Regions from separate parts of the Homo sapiens genome. Here region 2 is linked to region 1. The links are chromatin loops, found by intact Hi-C in ENCODE. Cell type or tissue: Panc1. All regions are shown on one strand. Links, peaks and the distances in the headings refer to the core of each region. The heading gives the core; the rest is flanking DNA. Region 1 has its middle 58 kb from the start of WIPF3. Region 2 overlaps PLEKHA8 (pleckstrin homology domain containing A8).

Region 1 (8,071 bases), core at 1,509-6,508:
TTCAGTCTCTAAGGTTCAGCCTTGAAACTCCAAAGGATACTGAGGCAGGTCACCCTCTCTAACCCCTGTCGAAAATTTTGCACAGGGGAAGGGAGCTGAGGAAGTCACAGAAATTCATGGGGGTGCCAGGCCCACACATACCTGCCTGTGGGGCTGAGTGGATTGGCAATGACAATGCTGACAGCTGACATTTACTGAGTACGTGCTATGTTCCAGATGCTGCGTCTCCGTTTCTCAGATGAAGAATCTAAGTTTCAGGGCCTCATCCAAAACCATACAGCTAATAAGCAGTAGAGTTGGGATCTAAGCCCAGGGAATTTTACTCTAGAACTCACAGTATTAACCACAGTGCTCCCTTGGCTTATATTTCTAAGGCACATGCTGTAACCACTTTTTTTTTTTTGTTTTTGAGATGGGGTCTCACTCTGACACCCAAGCTGGAGTGCAGTGGCGTGATCTTGGCTCACTGCAACCTCTGCCTCCCAGATTCAAGGGATTCTCCTGCCTCAGCCTCCTGAGTAGCTGGGATTACAGGCACGTGCCACCATGCCTGGATAATTTTTTGTATTTTTTAGTAGAGACGGGGTTTCCCTATGTTGCCCAGGCTGATCTGGAACTCCTGACCTCAGGTGATCCGCCCGCCTTGGCCTCCTAAAGTGCTGGGATTACAGGTGTGAGCCACCGTGCCCTGCCTATAACCATTCTTTTTTAGGGAGGTGTGGTATATGGCGCTACCCTGAATCTGTAGTCAGGATTTGAAGAGGGGAGAACAGACCAGTATAATTCTTCAGTGTTTGCTTGTGAAGAAGGCACCATGCATTGTGGTTGGTAGTGGTGACTGGAGAGAGAGATAGGAGGGGCACAGGCAGCAAGGTCCCTGCTTAAAGACAGTTATCTAGTTTGGAGAAACTTAGCTGGATAGTCAGTTCTTACATGCATTTGGCAAGCACTTATCATACACTGTAAAGAGGCAATATGTCTAGCTTGTTAGAGGGTGGGCTGTGGAGTCAGACTCCTGGCTTTGAACCCCAACTTCCCTGCCATTTTCAAATGACACTGGAGAAGTCGCAAAACCTATTTCTGTCTCAGATTCCTCCCCAGTAAAAGTGGGATATTAATAGTACCTCCTTTGTCTTGATATGAAAATTCAATGAGTTGATATATGCAGAACATCTTAGAACAGCAACTAGCTTAGAGTAAATCTTCAGTAATTGTAAACTGTGATTATACTATGTTTTTGGCACTGAAGCCACGTCGTGGTGAGTAAGACAGTGCCTGACCTCAAGAAGCTCAGTCTAGTACTGGAGAGAGGTAAACAAATACTTGCAAAGTGTGTGGTGTGAGAGAGGTGTGACAGGTGGGCGGGAGCCTGCAGCAGGCACATCTGACCCATCCTAGGTGTGTATGGTGCAGAGAAGTTAGCCTAGGCTTTCTAGGGGCACTGATGTCTGGGCTGAGTCTTGCAGGCCAGGGAGCTAGTCAGGGGGAGCTGTAGTGATCCAGCTGGGGGCTGAGCAGGAGCTGAAAGTGAACAGCTCACATCTGTAGGGTTGCCAGATTTAGCAACGGAAAGTACAGGATGCCCTATTAAATGTGAATTTCAGATAATGAACAACTTTTAAGAATAAGTATGTGTCATGCAATATTTTTAGTAAAAGTATGTCCCAAATATTGTATAACCACACACATTATTCACTGTTTATCTGAAATTCAAATTTCACTGGGCATCCTATGAAAAGTCTGGCAATTTTACCTTTCCACATTTAGGAAGGTGCAGTGTGTTTCAGAGTAGCTGGAGTGATGCAGGGAGGAAAGGCAGAGTGGGCGGGATGGGGCTCATAGGCACACAGGAGGCAGTTTGTAAAAGACCTATGCTATGTTAAGGGATTTGGATTTTATCCTGAAATTAACGATGAGCCCTTGGAGAGCTTTAACCACAAGGACATGAAACCACGGAGATAGCAGTGTCAGGTACGATGAAATGAGTGTTAGTTTCTATGGCCGAATAGCAAATTACTCCAAATTTAGAGTCTTAAACAGTAAACATTTATTATCTCCTAGTTTCTGTGGCTCAGGAATTCAGAGGCAACTTAGCTGGGTGGTTCTGGCTGAGGTTTCTCATGAGATCGTAGACAAGATGGTGACCAGAGTGGCAGTTATCTAAAGGATGCACTGGAGCTGGAGAATTTGCTTCTAGGGTGACTCACTCTAATGGTTGGGAAGGCACTGCTGGCTGTCAGCAGGAGAGCTCAGTTCCTTGTCACAGGGACCCACCACAGGACAACTTGAGCCTCCTCACAACATGACAACTGGCTTAGTGATCCGAGAGAGCAAAGTGACCTTAACTTTGGAAGTCACATGCCGCCTTGTCATTGCCATATATCCCAGTGCTAACACAGCTCAGCCCCGCTGAATGCAGGAGGGTCCTACACAAGGACGTACACACAAGGAGGTGGGGATCATGGGGTTATCTTGGAGGCTGGTTTTCTGGGATGGGAGGCTTACATGGTGATGCCTGTGACCTTGGAGGTGGAGGAGAATGATGGGCATACAGAGGAGTGAAGAAAGGCTGGGAGGAATAGAGATGTGGGAGAGGAGGGGAGGCAAAGAAAAAAAAACAGGAGGAAGGGGTGTTGGAGCGGAATGTAGTCTGTCCGCAGCAAAGGGCATCACCAAAGCCATTCCAGGAGGAACTAGATCCACCTCCTTCTCTCCTGGGCATGCTCCAAAGATGGTTGTGACCTCCAGAGAGGACCCCAAAAGAAAGCACAAAAACTAGACAATGGGAGGGCAGTACCCAAAAGCCCTGAGTTTCTGAGCAAAATATTGAACGTTTCTATGGTGAAATAGGAAGTTAATATGCTTAGGAAGAAAAAAGTGGTAATGATTCAAGGAAATATAATCACACACGATTTCAGTTTTAATGGACATGGGAGGAGCCATAAAAGTAATCTATCATCTATCAGTTATCTATCTATCTATCTATCTCAACTATCATCTATGTATCTACCCATCTATCAATCATCTATCATCTATCGGTTACCTATCTATATCAACTATCATCAATATATCTATCATCTATCAATCATCTATTACCTATCAATTATCTATCTATCTATATCACCTATCATCTATATATCTATCCATCTATCAACCATCTAATTATCTATCATCTATCAATTATGTCTATATCAACTATCATCTATACATCTATCCATCTATAAACCATCTAATTATCATCTATTAATTATCTATATCAACTATCTGTCATCTATATATCTATCTATATATCAATCATCTAATTATCTATTATCAATTATCTATGTCATCTATCATCTCTCATCTATCATATCTATCATCTATCTCTATCATCTATCTTCTATCTCTATCATCTATCTTCTATCTATCTGCCTATCTATCTATTTATCATCTATCTAATCTGTCATCTATTTTTTAAAGGGCCATAAACTTGTTAACATATATATATACACAGGCATTTTAACAAGTGTTTTCCCTGGAGAAGTGAGGATAGAAACTAACCCGTAGGAAGAGTGCCCTCTGCTGCTACTTATTCAAAATAGCTCCTCTGTCTGGCCATACCAAGGAAAACATCCTAAAAGGTTCTTTGCCTTCTGGCTGCTGTATATAACAAAAAATTAATAACTAACATCTTTACCTCTTAAAATACCTTTAAGATTTCTTTTCTGTTTTGTAGACAGCCGTGTTGCTACATTTTTCCATTTGATTTTATTCTTTCCATGGTTAACTGTAAAGCAAACATAATAAGAAACAGACATTGGATACTTATGCAGTACACAGAAAGCATTTCTTCCAAACTCTTAACTAAATAAAGTAAATCCTTTCCTAGGTGCACAAATCCATAGGTCAGAGGTCAAGATTACCCAACCAGGAATAGCTCATCACTGTAGGCTGGAGGAAATGGCTTTATTTACTCCAGAGCACCCAGGAAAATGTACTGACCTTTACAACCAGCTCTGCTTGCTATTCCAGGGGAAAGCAGGAAGGGAGGGGCGGAAGGACAGACCCATAAATGTTCTATGACAATTACTTGGCAGCACCGTTTCAAAGAAATAACGGAAGCCTTTACTTGGCATTCTGTACTAAGCAGTGCATGGAAATGGGTTGGTTTCAGCTCTGGACTGCCCACCCACACCTGGCCCCTCTGGGCATACTAAACACAGACAGGAGTGACACCGCTACCCCAGGTGTTAGCCTGGAAACTTCCCTCCCTTCCATGCATCATCCCTGCTTTCATCTCCGTAGTTGACAGATTCTCTGGGTCTGTTGTGTGGACTTTGGGATCAGCTTCTTAGCCCTTGCCCTTCTCTGAAACATCACTTTTGGCTCACTCTTTAACTCAGGACTCTGCAGGGCTCCTGATTCTGAAATACTTGCAACTTTAGGGAGAAGACACTCCCTTGGCCAGCTTCATCCCAGCCTCTAGCTGAGGAAAGAGGATTGGACATGCTACATTTTTGGGCAAGGTATTTATCTTCTCCAAACCTGTTTCCTCATCTGTAAAATGCAAATGATAAAATAACTCACATCATCAAGCTTTTGTGAGAATTATAACTGATAAAGGATAAATGTCGATTATTATAACATAGCAATAAATGTCGATTATTATAAAATAGTAATAAAACAAGTATTATGGAATATTATTAAAGTTTTCTTTTTCTTTTTTTTTTTTTGAAACAGAGTTTTGCTCTTGTTGCTCAGGCTGTAGTGCAATGGCACGATCTCGGCTCCCTGCAACTTCTGCCTCCTGGGTTCAAGCCATTCTCCTGCCTCAGCCTCCTGAGTAGCTGGGATTACAGGCGGCTGCCACCACACCCAACTGATTTTTTGTATTTTTTAGTAGAGATGGGGTTTCACCATGTTGGCCAGGCTGGTCTTCAGCTCCTGACCTCAGGTGATCTGCCCACCTCGGCCTCCCAAAGTGCTGGGATTACAGGCGTGAGCCACCGTGCCCGGCCCTGGTTAGAGGACAAATATTAATATATGGGTATCTAGTGGCTGCGACCAGGCCAGAGAGAGGAAGTTTAAAAAATCAAGGGAAGGAGTTTTGTCCATAAGTTAAGTTTAAAAATACATAACATGAAGTCTGGAGATAAATAGACCAAATACTAACAATGTTTATCTTTGGCTTTTTTGTTTTATTTTCAGCTTTTTTATTTTTTGTGGATACATAAGGGGTGTATATATTTATGGGTTACATGAGATATTTTCATACAGGTATGCAATGTGTAATAATCAGATGAAGGTAAATAGGACATCCATCACCTAAAGTGTTTATCCTTTGTCTTACAAACAATTCAATTATACTGTTTTATTTTAAAATGTAAAATTACATTATTTTTGACTATAGTCACCCTGTTGTGCTATCAAATATTAGGTCTTATTCATTATTACTTTTTTTTTTTTTTTTGAGACAGCCTCACTCTGTCACCCAGGCTGGAGTGCAAAAGGTGTGATCCCGGCTCACTGCAACCTCTGCCTCCCGGGCTCAAGCGATTCTCCTCCCTTAGTATCCTGAGTAGCTGGGATGACAGGCACATGCCAGCATGCCCAGCTAATTTTTGTATTTTTAGTAGAGACAGGGGTTTCACCACGTTGGCCAGGCTGGTCTCAAACTCCTGGCTTCAAGTGATCCTCCTGCCTCGGCCTCCCAAAGTGCTGGGATTACAGGTGTGAGCCACCACACCTGGCACTATTTTTTATACCCATTAACCATGTCCACTTCCCCCCAATACCCAACTACCCTTCCCAGCCTGTGGTAACCACCATTCTACTCTCTGCCTCTGTGACTTCAATTGTTTTAATTTTTAGCTCCCACAAAAAAATGAGAACATGCAGTTTTTCTTTCTGTGCTTGGCTTATTTCACTTACCATAATAAACTCCAATTCCACAACGATGCTTATCTTTGAGTGAGGAATTTATAGGTGATGACTTTTTTTTCTTCTCCTATTTTTCAAATTTTCTGTAATGAGTACTTTTTAAATAGAAAATACGAAATTTTGTTGTTAAAAAGCCATCATTTGTTCTTTCTTTTCACTGACTTAATACATGATTTTATTCTCAATCTAAAGCTTACAAGCCAGAGGTAAGGCTAAAACCCCTTATGGACACACACACAAACACGACTGCTGCCACACCAAACGCAGTCACTTCCCAGAGGTAGTCATGATATTAATTTTGTGCCGACCCTTCTAGATATTTTTCTATCCACTTATGTGTTACTGGCTCATTGATCAAGGGCAATTTGTGACATGATTAAACATGCTTTATTTTTCTTCCCTTCGTCTCTTCAGAACTTGTCTAGTGGGGGGTAATCATCTCTTGCCACTAGATGAAGAATAGGGCCATTCTAGAGGCTCTCTGGTCAGTCATAGGTGATGGACACTTCCACATTTTCTTCCGTCCATTTGGAAATTTTGAATATCCAATGTAAGGTATACAAGAAACCGTCCTATGCCAGAGGGGAAAAAACTGAGCCTAAATATGATCAAAACTGTAGATCAGTGGTTTTCAATGTTGGTTGCATACTGGGATCATCTGAGGTAGTTTAAAAAATTCCTGTGTCTCAGTTCCCCCCAGAGTCTCTGGTATAATTGCTCTTGGATTTGCCTGGGCTTCAGGGATATTTATTTAATTATTTATTTATTTATTTATTTATTTATTTAATTTTATTTTTTTGAGACCCAGTCTCACTCTGTTGCCCAGGCTGGAGTACAGAGGCGTGATCCCAGCTCACTGCAACCTCTGCCTCCCGGGTTCAAGTGATTCTCCTGCCTCAGCCTCCTGAGTAGCTGGGACTACAGGCACCCAGCAACACACCTGGCTAATTTTTGTGTTTTTAGTAGAGTTGGGGTTCCACCATGTTGGCCAGGCTGGTCTCGTACTCCTGACATCAGGTGATCCGCCCGCCTCGGCCTCCTGAAGTGCTGGGATTACAGGTGTGAGCCACCGTGCCCGGCCGGCTTCAGGGTTTTCAAGAGCTCCTCAGATAATTATAGTGGGCTACCTTTGAGAATCACTGCTCCGGATTTAACATCCAATTTATAGAAAATACATGGGAAAGCATAGAAGAACAGCATGGAGTGCAATAAGCAATAGCCACACTGGGACACGCTATAGGAGAAACACTCAGTTTCTTTATAAAAAGTTGTAAGAAAAAAAGATGAGGAGGAGAGAGGAACCTACAGGTTAAAAGTGACTTACAAGAAATTACTAATTGCAATGTGTGAAGAGATCTTTTTGGATCTTCAGGTGAACAAAGAAAACATATGAGAAGTTTTACACATCAAACAGGAATATTTGAACATTCAGTAGATATTTGATGTTAAGGGATTGTTTTTAATTTTGAGGCTACAATAATGTGGGGTTTTTTAAATTTTTGTTTTTTAAACTTTTATTTTAGGCTCATGGGTACATGTGCAGGTTTGTTATACAGGTAAACTCGTGTTATGGGGGTTTGTTGTACAGACTGTTTTATCACCCAGGTACTAAGCCTAGTACCCAGTGGTTATTTTTTTCTGCTCCTCTCCCTCCTCCCTACCTGAGACCTCGCATAGGCCTCGGTGTCTGTTGTTGTTTTATTTTTAAAACAGTTTTTCTCTTTCAGAGACATGTTGAAATAACTGAATGAAATATCTCCAGATTATATATCTGGGATTTACATGAAAAGAAGCCTATGAGAGGGAGGAGTGGGTGAGGGTGTAGATTAAAAAAAAATGATTGGCCTTGAGTTGATAATTGTTGAAGCTGGGCAATGGGTACATAGGGAACTCGGTATTCTGTTTCCTCTAGTTTTGTATGCTTAAACGTTTCCAAAATAAGAAGTTTTTCTGGAATGCTTAGTCCAAGATATTAATTAACAATGTAGTGCTTAAAGACAGAACATCTTTTTCCTGCTACAGAGTGCAGTCCTTGGCTGTCTGCTTTTGGGGAGACAGGTGTGACCATCTGTCTTGCTCCTTGCCCATCCCCACCGCCTCTCCCTTGCTGAGCGTTGCTTCCCAAGGCCAAGGCCAGAGGGCGGAGGAGACG
Region 2 (8,071 bases), core at 1,520-6,519, 330 kb before region 1:
TTTTCCCCCATAAGAATAATCTTTCCTTTGCACTCTTGAATGCTTTCTAGAAAGGAAGGGAGCTAACATTTATTGTTTGCTTGTGCGCTGATGCTTTAACATAGTTTATTCTAGCTGATCTTTATAAGAACCCTGTACAGTTTATATCTCTATTTTATATATAAACGTCATACAGCTAATGAGTGCCAGGGCTAGGATCTGAACTTGGATCATCTCTGTGTTTTTCAACCACACCACCATATTATGCCACTTGCCTAACAGATTTCCTAGGCATCTTATCCTTCTCTTCCTTTGCGGGCCAATATTTCCTAAGCTTGCTAAAATCTGTTTTCTGGCGGTCACTAGATCTCAGCAGAGGCTTTTTGAAGAATCTTGAATTATCATTCCACAGTTGCTTTCCTGATCTTCCTTATACTTTGAAAGTCTTTGAGAATCAGACCTCCCCATTTTTGCAGTAAGAGAGTGACTGGCATTATCATGCAGTGGCTAAAGCACAGACTTAGATGAAGCAGACCTGGACTTGAATCTCAGATCTTTCACATACCAGTTTGAGGAATTTATGCAAAGTGCTTAACTTCCTAGAATCTCAGTTTCCTTATTTATAGAAGAAGACTAATACCACTTTCCTTATTTTAAGCATTAATGGGATCTGTAGGAAGTGTTTAGCCCACTGCCTGGCACATGATAAATACTTAAGATAATGGTCAAAGTACAAGCGAGTGGGAAAACTGAAAATTAAGAGAAGGCAGTTATCCAAAAACATAACAAAAGAAAATCTCCCAGAACTGGAGGATAGGAGTCTCCAGATTTAAAGACCTAATCAAGTGCTCAGCATAATGAATGATAAAGACCAAAAGGGCACATCATGAAATTTCAGAATGTGGGGAAAAACAATCTAAAACATTTCGAAAGGGACAAGGAACAGATTATATATAATAGAATAGGATTTCACAATAGTAACAGTAGAAGCTGGAGGACAATAGAGGAATGCCTTCAAAATTTGGAGGGAAAATGTTTATTAACCTAGAATTCTACACTCAGCCATCAGCACTCTAGAAAAAAAAGGGGAGAACCAGTAATAGAGTTCAACTGTCTAGTCTGATTGAAGAGGAAACCAAAAAGGTCAAATGAAGGCTAGTTAGTGACCAAGATGGAGGCAGCCACCTTGCCTGAAATGGCTATCAGCTCAGTAGAGTATAACTGCTGAAAGATTAAAAGGTCACTATTTGGCTGATAAATAAGTCAAATTCCTTGGATGTAAACAATGTTTCCCTCAGCAACCGAGATTAGTTAACATGAATTTGGCTCTGCAAGTTAGCATGTTAGAAAACTTATAAACCTTCCAAAGTAGGCATGACTTGGAGAGTAATAGGGTGAAAAGGCCAATCTAGCTACAGAATTAACTCCTCTATTGATAAGGCTGTTGCCAAATGCATTACATAATCTATTTTCTTAAAAACCAGCACCTTTATTGGCAATAATATTTAAAGCCTTCAAGATGTTTTTACTCTACAACCTTGGGTATATTACCTCATCACTTTGTGTCTCAGGTTTCTCTGTCTATAAGCAGGGAAAATAATGGAATCTATCTCAGGATTATGAGACTTAGAAATTTATGTATGTCAAGCACTTAAAACAACATCTAGTGCATGTTAAGTGCTCAAAACTGTAAACTGTGGTTGTAGTTCTTAGTATTCGACATAGCAGTTCTACTAGGAATTTATTTTGAAGAAATAAGAATTTTATTCAAAAATGCATATAAACAGATGCTGTTTTATTTCTAACCTGTTTTATTCTAAACTTAGAAGCAGTTTAAGTCTCTCACACAGAGGACTGAGCAAATAAATTATGATATCTCCATACTAGGAAAATATTATACAGACACTAAAAATAGTGTTTTTTTCAAAGACTATTTTATGGCATTTAAAAATGATAATGATAGATTCTATTCAGTTGGGGGGATATAAAATTATACAAGCTAAAGGTAGAAAAAATGTATATACATATACAGAGTAAGTATACAAAATAAAGACAATTATACACATATACTATATGCATGTATAAACATCTATATTATATTTAAGTATATAAAATAGATCAATATTTAAAAGAATATGTAAATTAAAAAGCTAAGACAGTAAAATACAAAAATGTTAAAAAAGGAAAATATGGACAGTTTTAATTTCTTCTCTTTCTACCATGATTTCTAAAATTTTTTATGAGTCTAAATTAGTATAATAAAGTTAAAAAGTCCTCCTAAAGACTTATGCTTTGCATCCATTAAAGTACAGGGTAAAGGAAAAAAAGATTTATGCTGATAAGTTTTCTACTATAGCTGCATTCTTATTGACAATATCTCTGGGATCATCAATATTTCAGGATTAAATTTTGCATTCTATACTGAACCCTTCCCCCCACACTTGTTTTGGGGCAACTCAAGTGTCAGGCACAAGCTAGCAATCACAATAATCACAATATTCATTCAGGGAGATCAATGACCACAGTGAGCATCCATTGCCTAAGAACTCAGTAGAGGCCTCTCAGTGATTGTGTCTTCACTGCAGAGAGCTCTAATGGAGGTAAGCACTAGCACCTTGGAGATAACAGATCTGAGTTTAGACCTGGGCTCTGACATAGCCTCACTCTGGTACTTGGGGACTGGAATTAATTGTTCTGAATTTGTAAAATAGTGGGAGTTAATCCTGAGAATTAAGATAAAGAATATGAAAGTACCTGTTAAGAATGCCTGGTACACAACAAGTGTCCAATAGCTACATGGTAGCCATTATGATTATTCAAGGTGTATTGAAGGTAAGGGTGAGCAGTCTGTAGCTTCATTTGGTCCAGCACCTATCCCAGTGAACAGTGAATGGGATATGGAGCTTTAATCTCCATGCTTTCAAAAAATATTTCATTTTCATTAGAATCTGATTTGTTGTAGTGTACATTCTTCCCACTTTACCGCCCTCCCTAATAAAGCACGACCCAAACAGTTCTTTCTTTAGGCAAATGATGCATCCTTTACATCAGTAAAAGATACCATCTGCAAGGCTACTTTATTCCCCAACCTTCCAAAGAATGTGAGTACATTCTATGAGGTTTCCTGACATACAACTGCATGAGACTGCCTTTTCATGACTAGATTTGACTAAGACTGACCTTTTCCTGGATGGGAAGAATCACAGAGTGTATTGCTGACATAAAGGAGCCATCTACTCCTGCTATTTTATAAAGCAGTCTAAGTGACTTCCCCAGGAGACTAAGAGTCTCAGGTTTGTGTTCTTCCTAGTTAAACATGCTGGGAAGAAGAGGGTGGTGGGTAATCAGAGCCAAAACACATGAATACAAAACACCTTCACAATGAAAATAACTGGCTAAGAAGAGATTTCTAGCCCTCCTAGCCACTGGCACACCCAATACAGTTAATATTCAAGGACAAAATTCAATTAGTGAAAAAAAAATCAACTAAGACCTAAGAATTAAAAGGAATGAATACAATGGGCAGCAGAGGGAGCTATTAGGTTGACTTCATCACCTGAATGCATCATTTCCCTTCAATGATAAGTATTTAGGATCACTGCTTCCTACGTACTTCTGCTAGGATACTTAAGCTTTTTACTACCTTATCAGAAAGGCAACCACTTATGAGGCAAATCTTCACAAGGTCATTGGAATTGGCTAGAGTAATTAGAATTGGCTAGGGTAAAGCATCAACTCTTTTATTCATATTTCTTTAACAGTCTTTGCTATTCCAGACACTTTTTACTGCTGACATTTCCACACACCAAAGGCCTATAAACGTAAATGAAATAAATAACATTTTGTTCTTATCCTCAAAAACAAAGCAAACAAAAACACCACACATACACACACACACACACACACACACACAACTTTGTTTCTGACAATCATGACTAGATAAATAACTGGGTAAGAAGAGATTTCTAGCCCTAGCCACTGGCATACCCAATACAGTTAATAATAGGAGACAAGAAGGATCACTTACCGCAAAAACCCCTCGAACTACCCAGCCATGGTGTTGCCGCAATGTTTTACCATATGCATTATCTTGAAAAGAAGAAAAACTCCATGAGGAACACTTTCATCAGAATTTGATGTGCTATTTGTATAATGTACTTTTTTTTTTTTTAAAGAGACAGGGTCTTGCTCTGTCACCTAGGCTAGAGTACAGTGGTGTGATAATAGTTGCAGCCTTGAACTCCTGCGCTCAAGTGATCCTCCTGCCTCAGCTCCACGAGTAGCTAGGACTACAGGTGTGGATGACCATGCCTAGCTAATTATTTTTAATTTTTTGTAGAGATGAGGTCTCGCTATGTTGCCCAGGCTGTTCTGGAACTCCTGGGCTCAGGTGATCCTCCCACCTTGCCCTCCTAAAGCATTGGGACTACAGGTGTGCACCACCATTCTTGGCCATATTTGTATAATGCATAGTAGCACGATACTATTGGTATTTGGAAATTATGAAAAAAATCTAATTACAAGATTTTGGACCCAAAAAATCTAAAGCAGTAAAAAAGCTCACATGGAATTTTTTTTTTTTTTTTTTTTTTTTTTAAGAAACACAAATACTTCCACTCTTACTCTGGGTCAATCAATATATCTGAACTTCAGCTTATTATCATGGTGGGAAAAGGTCAATACATATAAAGAAACAAAGAGGGAGGAAAGGATATTGAAAAATTGAGACAATACAATTAGAAATACTTTGAAATGTTCTGTGACCGTGAGCCAGTCCCTTAGCTGCCCTCTCTAACCATCTGTTTCCTCCTTTGTAAAATAATCTCTAAGATTTTTTCCAATTTTAACATTCTATTCTGGGATGCCAAATGTTTGTCCTAAATGACCCTATGACCCTGGATATACAGTATTTAAGCTAGAAACCTTCAAAAATATTTATGGAAAGAATGGCTTGAAGTTATTAAGCTAAAGTAATTGGTGAGAACTATATTAATAAAAGCCATTCATGTTTCATACTTTAATCTATAATTTTTGTCCCAATGTATTTTAAAAGGAGATTTTGAAACTGGCATATCATAATTTTAATTATGAAAAAAATCCCAAGAACCAGATGGATGCATTTTATGCAAAGGATGCGTTCCTGAAATTTGAATAATTCAATATATGCAAAATTCAAAACTGATTTCTCCACAGGATTAAATGCATTCTCAGGAGGCACAGATCTACATCACCATGGTGCATTTTTATTTCAATGTTCCACTTTATTTCCTAAGCATCATCTCCAGTAGCAACAGAGCACTCATTTCTAAATTAACAGCACAGTGTACCATGGGGGCTATTTGACCTTCTTCATGTTTCTCCATATCTAAATTCTATTCCAAGCATATTTATTTTCATGTGCTAGTTTTAGCACCAGCACAAGTACTACCACCATTTCATGAATGCTTAGTGTGACATTCTAAGCCTACAAAAATATTTTCAATTCTAACAAGAGAAGATGTTAAAATAACAGATAAACAGACACTAAAACCACAAGTACAAGTTCCTATGCAGTGAAAAGCAACGTGGTTCACAGGACATTGCCAAGGGAAGTCAGGTATTTATTTGCATTTTACTGGCCAAAATGGCACTGCCATGTGGCTACAGCTTCAACCCAGTTTACAATCAACTCAAGCCTTCCAGCTTTGAAATTATGTCATTCTAGTCAACTTTATTTTAAAATTGGAGTGAGGCTTTATTAATACTTTTAGAATATCCTATTTCAATTTTACATATTCAAATTTTCACAAAATGCAATTATATGTTATATAAAATACATACTCAATACATATTGCAATATATTTTATATAAAAGACTGTACATGTGAAATAGAACAACAGATTCCTTTGGCTCTCTAAAGCTTAGGAATATGCTGGAATGCCAGTATCCAGTGTGTTAAAGCTAAAGCAGAAGCAATAAGTGATAATTAATACATTCAAGTATGAAGAAGACTCTTAGAGCCTAAAGGAGAACCCAAAATTAAACTTTTTTCTTAGGAGAACAGTCTGAGTAAACTAGGGCATGATCAAAGATACATGTCTTCAATGTAAACCAAACAAAACGTAGGTGATTCCCTGTAAGAAGACATGGCATCAGGGAAATTTCAGATGGCATACAAGACCTTAGTGAGGATATCCTGAGAAATGTGAAGAAAGGGGTTGCTGATTCACAAAGCGTACAGTACAGATGGGCAGAGAATACTAGGTACAGCCTCTGATAAAAACCAGCAAGACAACCAAATTTTCAACCATTTGAGCAGCCATCTGGGCTGGCAAGAGGGTGTACAGGTCCATGGAAAACATCCTGAGGTAAGTTACCAAGGTAAGATACTGTGAATCCTTTCTTTCTTGTGTCAGTATTCCATGCAGGGCATTAAATGCCATTATAAATAAAGAAATACCATTAAAATCTGCTGGTGGATATCTACCATGAACACCTGCTCTATTCAACAAGAATTCAGGGCAAGTCTACCACACAGTAGTATCTTTAGGTGATTTAAATTCAGTCAATTCCCTGTCCTCAAGAAGTTGATGGTTTATAGAAGAGCCAGTCATTTAACAATCATTATTGTATAAGTCAATAACTGCTAGAGTAGCTATCTGTATGCAGTGCTACAGGAACAGTAAGAAGGGAGAAACTAATCCAGTCTGGGTTGGGGGTGAGGCGTGTGGACACAAAGAATTCTCAGAAGGAATCCCGAAGGCTGGGTAGGGTAGAGAGCAGAGTGGTAGATGGTGCGGCAGACAGAGCGAGCATCACAGCGTTGTGAGAGCTCATGGCATGCTGGGCGATGGTGAGCAAAATTCATTGGATCTGAAGAACACCAGAGCTTGCAAACTGGGTTGGGCCAAATTGTGAGGACCTTTATCCATCATGTCAAAGATTCTGATCTTCCACCTAAGGCACAGTGGAAGTTTTGAAAAATATAACATTTATCGCTTTTTTTGGGTTTCATGATTGATGTCCGTTGTTGAAAATAAGGAAAATATTTTAAAAGGAGAGAACTAAAGAAACCTATAATCCTTTCTCCCAGAGATAACCACAGTGGGTATTCAGGAAAAATATTCTGCTAGTTTTTTCCCCCTGTACAGAGAACATTACCTTCTTCTGTCAGCAAAGTCATGATCATTCTGATTCAGAATTGTGGTAGGGAAATAACAAGTTGAAATTCACACTTCTTTACAGTCTGTAGCAAGTAACAGCTATCCTGGTGCCTGAGCCTCCAGCTCCAAGGCCCACCTGGCTAGACAGAATGCTTGTTTAAAAGAGCTCTGGGCCAGGCACGGTGGTGGCTCACGCCTATAATCCCAGCACTTTGGGAGGCCGAGGCGGGTGGATCACAAGGTTGGGAGCTCAAGACCAGCCTGGACAAGACGGTGAAACCCTGTCTCTACTAAAAATATAAAAATTAGCCAGGTGTGGTGGTGGGTGCCCGTAATCCCAGCTACTCGGGAGACTGAGGCAGAGAATTGCTTGAACCTGGGAGGCAGAGGTTGCAGTGAGCCGAGATCACGCCACTGCAGTCCAGCAGCCAGGGCGACATAGAAACTCTGTCTCAAAAAAAAAAAAAAAAGCTCTGGATTCGCTGCTATGCCAACCTCAGAGACCTTATACCTTTCCTATACATTGCCATTCAAGTTAACCGTTCAAAAAAGCCTAGAAACTCTTTTCCATGCCCTCTTCTAAAAGACAGCAAAAAGACAAGGAAGACAAAGGTGCTGTGAGTCCAAACAGCATGGGGAGTCTGGCTTAAGGATGGGAGAGTGTTTGTACAGCAGCACATCTGTCTTCCCACTTGGCCCTAGTAGACAAAGAAGCTGTTCCTTGTTATGCTTATACCTTGCCAAAGGAGAGTTCCACCTGGCAAAATGTGGGCCAGATGACCTAATGGGAGAAGGTGTGTCAAAAGAATTTGGGCTGGGTCTTGACTGAGATCATTGCTGCAATTTAAAACCAACAAATGAAATAAAAGTCATAAAAAAAAAAAAACACTTCCCAAAGTCCTTAGCTGACTTCTACGCTGCAAATATCCCTGCCATGTGAGACTGATGGC

The links. Peaks named below come from ENCODE experiments on the same cell type or tissue, not always from the same donor. Only the 100,000 strongest peaks of a DNase experiment are listed, where the experiment ranks them.
Region 2: it touches region 1 in a loop (5-fold over the local background); 39 of 110 quality-filtered maps call a loop at or near these places.

The regions. Positions count from the first base shown.
Region 1 is chr7:29,743,976-29,752,046 of GRCh38, reverse strand. No RefSeq gene overlaps it. Among named protein-coding and RNA genes, the nearest start is that of WIPF3, 58 kb to the left of the region's middle. RefSeq lists a silencer at 3,780-4,074. In Panc1, for the core only: CTCF peaks have their summits at 3,321 and 3,566 (motif pointing left); a DNase peak (open chromatin) is centred at 3,536.
Region 2 is chr7:30,070,068-30,078,138 of GRCh38, reverse strand. PLEKHA8 (pleckstrin homology domain containing A8) reads right to left here. Exons shown (of 14, transcript NM_001197026.2): 13 at 4,007-4,068. Among named protein-coding and RNA genes, the nearest start is that of PLEKHA8, 46 kb to the right of the region's middle. In Panc1, for the core only: CTCF peaks have their summits at 3,293 and 3,493 (motif pointing right); a DNase peak (open chromatin) is centred at 3,608.